Linked DNA regions of Homo sapiens: region 1 is linked to region 2. Evidence: chromatin contacts called from ENCODE Hi-C or POLR2A ChIA-PET data. All regions are on one chromosome and are shown on one strand. Each heading gives the region's core, a stretch centred on a gene start or an enhancer-like site at or near the end of the contact. The rest is flanking DNA. Distances are from core to core; before and after follow the strand shown. Region 1 overlaps GNG12 (G protein subunit gamma 12). Region 2 holds the start of GNG12-AS1 (GNG12, DIRAS3 and WLS antisense RNA 1).

The links. A loop is a pair of places that touch in the nucleus more often than their neighbours do. ChIA-PET counts read pairs that join two places held with the same protein, here RNA polymerase II (POLR2A). Pooled maps may share reads with other maps.
Region 1: a map of aorta shows a loop between it and region 2 (2.8-fold over the local background). The contact joins the enhancer-like site here to the promoter of GNG12-AS1 in region 2. A Hi-C loop is called at or near these places in 2 of 168 maps with a recorded cell type or tissue (aorta and mammary epithelial cell) and 2 of 50 pooled maps. POLR2A ChIA-PET finds 5 or more read pairs at or near these places in 4 of 52 experiments (HEK293T, MCF 10A, PC-3 and 1 more).

Annotation. Positions count from the first base shown.
Region 1 is chr1:67,709,207-67,712,202 of GRCh38, forward strand. All of the region lies in intron 2 of GNG12 (G protein subunit gamma 12), which reads right to left. Among named protein-coding and RNA genes, the nearest start is that of GADD45A, 26 kb to the left of the region's middle. Within about 2 kb of position 1,450, at least 5 of the 41 ENCODE cell types and tissues checked have a DNase peak (open chromatin) inside an H3K27ac peak, as active enhancers do; they include PC-3, where a contact is called at or near this core.
Region 2 is chr1:67,830,492-67,833,577 of GRCh38, forward strand. It overlaps GNG12-AS1 (GNG12, DIRAS3 and WLS antisense RNA 1), which reads left to right and starts at 1,797. Exons shown (of 10, transcript NR_040077.1): 1 at 1,797-1,945. It overlaps GNG12 (G protein subunit gamma 12), which reads right to left and starts at 2,976. Exons shown (of 4, transcript NM_018841.6): 1 at 2,853-2,976.

The sequences.
Region 1 (2,996 bases), core at 200-2,699, 120 kb before region 2:
CAAGTGTTTTGCATAGGACCAAGGCATTCCATGAACTGCAGCTGCTAGTATTTTTATCCTTGGGGGTCACATACTGCACAGTGAATTGCAGTTCCCTGTTTACCTGTTTGTTCTGCACCTCCCCAACAAGTGGTCAATGAGCCTCAAGGGTTTTGATTGAGCGGGTATGGGTGGGGCTATCGGCACCAGCCCTTTTTAGAGTCCCTGGGCAATTTGTGCCACTAGTGTCAGAGCCCAATGCAAAGACTAGTGACAGCCATCAGAGGATTTCCCTAGGAATAAGGAAGCTCTAGCAGTACAGAAAACTAGGAGGATGAAGCATGTGGCAGGGCAGGGTGGGCTTGCCTTGTGCTAAGCCTTGGACAAGCTCATTTCAACACATTCCCAGAGTAGCTACCTCTTCCTCGGATTCCTCAGTCATCCCTGCCCCACCCAAAAGAGAGGCCTAGGGTCTCTCTGATTCTGCTCACACCGAGTGGCCTGGCCCAATCCCTTTCTGTGCTCCCAGACCAGCACTTACTAACAGAGCCTCTGAAATGCAACTGAGGAAGTAGGCAACCTCACCCTGAACAGTGTGCAGTGCTCTGACTCACAGCAAGTTGCAGATATATATATATATAAATATATATATATTTGTATATATATTTATATATATATAGTTATATATATATTTATATATATAGTTATATATATATTTTTATATAGTTATATATATAGTTATATATATAGTTATATATATATAGTTATATATATAGTTATATATATAGTTATATATATATAGTTATATATATAGTTATATATATAGTTATATATATAGTTATATATATATAGTTATATATATAGTTATATATATATAGTTATATATATAGTTATATATATATAGTTATATATATAGTTATATATATAGTTATATATATAGTTATATATATAGTTATATATATATAGTTATATATATATAGTTATATATATATAGTTATATATATAGTTATATATATATAGTTATATATATAGTTATATATATATAGTTATATATATAGTTATATATATATATAGTTCCCTGCAGCAAGTAAAACTGGGCTCCCCTTCCAACTGGCGCTGGTTCTGAGGCCCCCAGAATGCGAACATGACACCCTTTCTCAGTGACCTGTGGTTTCTATGTTGCACCCTAAGGACTTTCTAAATGTTCCCTTTGCATGAGGATAAGGTCAAGCATTCTCTTCTTCCCAATCTCCAGGGCATAAAGTTTCCAAGGCCTGAGCAAGTTTTCCAGTAACTGCAGAACAGTTCACACATATCAGGACTGGACCAGTAATTGCTCCCACCCGGCATGGCCATTGGCAAGCAGTCTACAGTCAGACTCTATTAATATTTATAAAATGCTCGGGTAGGTCCCTCTAAAGTTGGCGAGACACTCAGCATTTAGTACATGAAGGTCTTTCTTACTTCCTGACTATATTATAGTCAAGACTAAAAACAGCCAGCAATTCATGATTCACACTTGCCAGCTCAGGCTTCTTGCAGCTTTCCCTCATTCTGATATCTGCGTTCAGACCTGCTTCTTCAGAGGGCTTTCTCCAACCTCGTTACTCAGAGGCTCCCTGCTCCCTTCCAATGGGGTATTCCTGCTGGTCCCAGGCTCGACAAAGTCCATGCAACACATTTTTAATTGAGTACTACTGCTACTAAGTACAATATGTTGAGAATAAATGGGTAGGACAGGCACACAGCTCCTGCCCTCACAGAGAAAACGTTAAACAAGCCATTAGACAACCCCTTCTGCTTCAGGCATAGCCTAGCCCCTTCTCCTGCTCTGCTACCCCTCTCAGGCTCCTAACTCAATTTCTCTTCTGAAAGTCCCTTCTCATCTGCTGGTACAAACATGGATAGCCTCACCCAGAATACAAATTAAAGTTTAGGAGATAGGTAATTTTTACACCTTCATAGATTTATTAAACACAAACAACTTTCTATGAATATTGTATAGCAATTGCTTTGGGAAGTCGATTAAATGGGGGTAACTGTGATTGCAGGGGAATGAAAAATGACTTCCCTCTACCTTTCTCAGTTCTATGGCTGGGCTACAAATTAACCTGACATATAAACAGGTTGACAGGAGGAAAACTGTATTTAATTATGTATGTACACACGGGAGTGCCACAAATATGAGACTCAAAGTGGTCAGATGATGAAAGCTCACATAGGATCCTGAGCTACAGAAAAGAATGGGAGTTCAGGGTTTCTCGGGGGGGTGGTGGCAACGAGTTATGGGAGGTAAGGGGAAGAGATAAATGGTGAATAAAGGTGGTTTTCTCATGCACACAGAAATTCTCAGTTAATACAAGTTGTTTCACAGCAGCCCTCGGAAGAAGAGGTGACAGTCTGTCTGGGTGTGGTATCACCTCCAGTCTCCCCTCTTGGGATCCGAGTTAATCTTTCCCAGTTGATAAGATTTCTGGGAGAATATTTGTGACAACTAAGTTCCTTTTGGAGGATCTGTCTTTAGGCCGATAAGGGGAGCTCAGAGAATGCCTCTGCCTACATCTGCTGTTCCCCAAGTGTCCTCAGTTCAAAGTAATCAGCACACCAAAGTGTTATATTTTGGGTGGCATTTCCTGAACTCCTTCATGGTCATTCTTAGAAAAAGCTGTACACTGGGCCACTGGAAAGGAAGATAATTTCTGATCATAACATTCTTCCTATGGAGAAAGCAGATCAAAATTAGACCGTTTCAAGTTAAGGAGCCTCTGGTTTGCTGAGTTGCCACATGGCTGCACAAAGAGGGCCACTGTGTGATCCCTGAGAGGCAGAGGTGTTTACAGGAGCTGGAGTTCTAGCTAAGGACTTCCTTCCGACTTGCAGCTGCTCTGCAGCTCCTCAACAGCTGGGCTGTGCACAACAAGATAGAAAGCCTGGGGAAACAAATATCTCCAAATATCTCTGTGCCTTTGGAGGGTTTTCTTTGGTCTTCCCTCAGTGGTGAGGATGTCTGGCTGTTT
Region 2 (3,086 bases), core at 547-3,046:
TAACCGGATACCCTTGGGTCACATGTTTTCATACTTTGATTAAGAATTACACTTGGTTAAAGATGAATACTTCTGTTCCTGGCTTAATTTCTTACCTAGGGCTAATAAACACAACTATTTGAAATATAAATTCTCTTTAAATGTAAAGGATAATGCAATGTTTCTGACTGTCAAAATTACTATGCAACTGTAACTTTAGCACTAAAAGCATATTAAAACTATTAATCCTTTAATCATAATTATTCATATTGCTGTGGTAGAAACATCACACATACACACACACAAACACACACACACCAGTTACTTTCTGTAGAATTTGAAATTGCTCTATCTAGCATTTCCGGAAGGTTCAAGCTGCCACCCTGCAATTTATCCAGTAGCCTGCTGCTTGAACAAGCTAGATAAATATCTAATAATTTTGACCATGTACTGCGTGTTAAGTCCAGTTTAAGTGTTTTCCAAAGACAAAGTTTTCATATACTTTCTGTAAAGCCCTACAGATAGAGACCATTATTATCCCCATCTTATAAATCAGACTGAAAAAGGTTAAATAGCTAATATTTTCATCTAAGTCTGTCTGACTCCAAAGCCAACACCCCAAATCACTGTTAAACAAGCTTCTCTTCCAAGTTAGGGCTCAGAAAAATTTACTTGCTTTCACAACTTGCCTTCCTAGGTTAAGCTTAAGCTGACATAAAACTCCAAAACAAAGCAAAACACAATAAATCACATAATTCTAATTTTAAAAAAAACTAATTTGATATTGGCTAACCACTTCCTCAAGTTTTCTGACCATGAAGCCCTTTGCTCTCACACTTTAATAAACCACCGATATTCTCTAACAAGTGACAACACAAATCCACAAATCTAATTGTTAGAGAGCTTTCAAGTAAGACTGGAGCTTTCTGGACAGGAAATTTTTATAATTCTATTTTTTTCAGGCTCTTGTGAAACACAGATTCACATTTTCATATATTTCTACACAAATCTAAGTGCTGTGTGCCCTGTTGGGGGTTCGATATCTAGTAAATTACATGAGTTAAATACAGCAAAAATAGGACTGCATTATTTATAAGGTCTAACGACGCAGTAGACTTTTCAGCATTTTTTGGACTTAAACCAGGGCTTTACGGCGCTGGTTAACTATTAGAGAAGGCAAAGGGACTGAACATTTTATCTGAAAGTCCTTTTATCACTTAAGACTCTGTAAAATTTTTGATTACTTTAAAAATTGTGTGTGTGAATAACGTTAGTTTACTAGAAAAGGGGCTTGCTAGTATATATAATTTGGTTAAAAAAACAAAAACAAAACAAAACAGCTCCTTACTTGAATGTGATTGTTTTGGCAATAGTAAAATTCAATCCCGTCGTTCTAGCGCTGCCTGCCTTCCTGGTTCTCCTAGGTGAGGGCCGCCATCCTGCGATAATTTACTTCGAGAGCTGCGAAGCGCTGGCAAGGGTGCAGTCTGGTGACTAGCACTTTTAAAAACAAAGCCAAACTCCGCTTTTAAAATAGAGAAGGCACAGACGCAGACCCTGCCTCTGACGACATCCAAAAGATTCATTATACACAGCCTATTCAGGCGAAGCTACAACCGCCCCAGGAAATATAAACTGTGTCGGCAAAGACAGCAGGGGGGAGAGGAAGTAACTGATGGGAAGGAAGCTAATCATGTGAAGTTTGTCCAACTCCACACGGTCTAATAAATTCCCGTTTGTTTCCGCTGGGAGCAGCCATTAAACGCGCCCTGACACGTGGGCGCAGGAACCTCCCTTCTACCTCTGGTGTTCAGAGATTTCCTTCTCGACCCACTTGTTTGTATACAACCACGCCCGGCAGGATGACCACCAGATGACCGGCCGCAGCAATGCCTCCACTCAGTCCCAGTTGGGCAAAGTTTCACTCCACTGCGGCGACGTGAACAAGAATCACGGCTTCCTTATCGTGAGTTATGAATGATTTAAGCCAAGTTTACAGGACACACAAAGCGAGGGACGAGTGAGTGACGGGAGGTGCTAAGTGACAGCGTTTTAAAGTTAGCTTTAATTGATATGCCCTAATTAAAATGAAAAACAGAATTCACCCTGCCCCACGGGATAACTGTCGGGGCAATAATTAAAAAAAAAAAAATCACCCAAGACTAAGCCTCAACCTCCCCCTTACCACTTGCAAATACAGTCTGCAGAAAAGCAGCCTCGGGTCCCCACTCGGGGGTCCCTCGCGGGGTGCGTCATATGGGCTCTCCCCTCTGCGACCCGCTATTTCCCTGCTAGACCCCCAGCGCCCAGCGGATTCCAAGGCTGCGCTCCCGCCGGCTGGTCCCGGGAGGTAGAAAGTAGGCAGAGGGGCGTGGCGTCCCTGTCGCCCCCACATGCCAGCCCTCCTCCAACGCCTGACACCACCACAAGCCACGGCTGGGAACACTGGGGGCCTCCCAACCCGGCGCGGGGCGCACGGCCGCAGGCTGGCGAGGAGGCAAGCGAGCTCAAGGGGAGACCTTTCCTTCCACCCCCAGCCCTAGCCCCAGCCACAGCCGTGGGGGCGGCTTCCCGCAACCTCGGGCGGCCGCCCGTCGAGGGCGCGCGCGCCGTTTCTGCCTCTGGGTCTCGGTGTCCCTTGGCCCCTTCCTCCCCCTCCCCCCGGTCTCCGGCGCCCAGCGCCCAGACCAGTCCCCGCCCTCCAGCAGGACACTCTTCCCTCCTTCCTTCCTTCCTCCGCTCCCTCCCTCCATCTCGCTTCCCAGCACCCGGGACTCGGAGGCGGCCCCCGAACTCGCTGGCCGACGCCCCGCGCCGCGCCCCGACCCCGCGGGGACCCGACTCACCACCCGCGCCCGCCGCTTGGTACTCACCCGCCTGCCGGTGCGCTGCCCCGCCGTCGCCGCCGGGACTCGGTCTCTAAGGGCTCCTGGAGACGGCTCCGACCTCTCCTCCTCCTCCTCCTCTTGCTCCTCCGGGCGCCGGCTCCGCCTCGCTGGGGTGGGCGGGGCGGCGGCGGCCCCGGGCTCCTTCCTCCGCGCCGGGCCCTGCCTCCCGCCCGGACGCCCTGGCTGTGCTGTCCCGGGCCGGGGAGCCCGCGTTGTGGC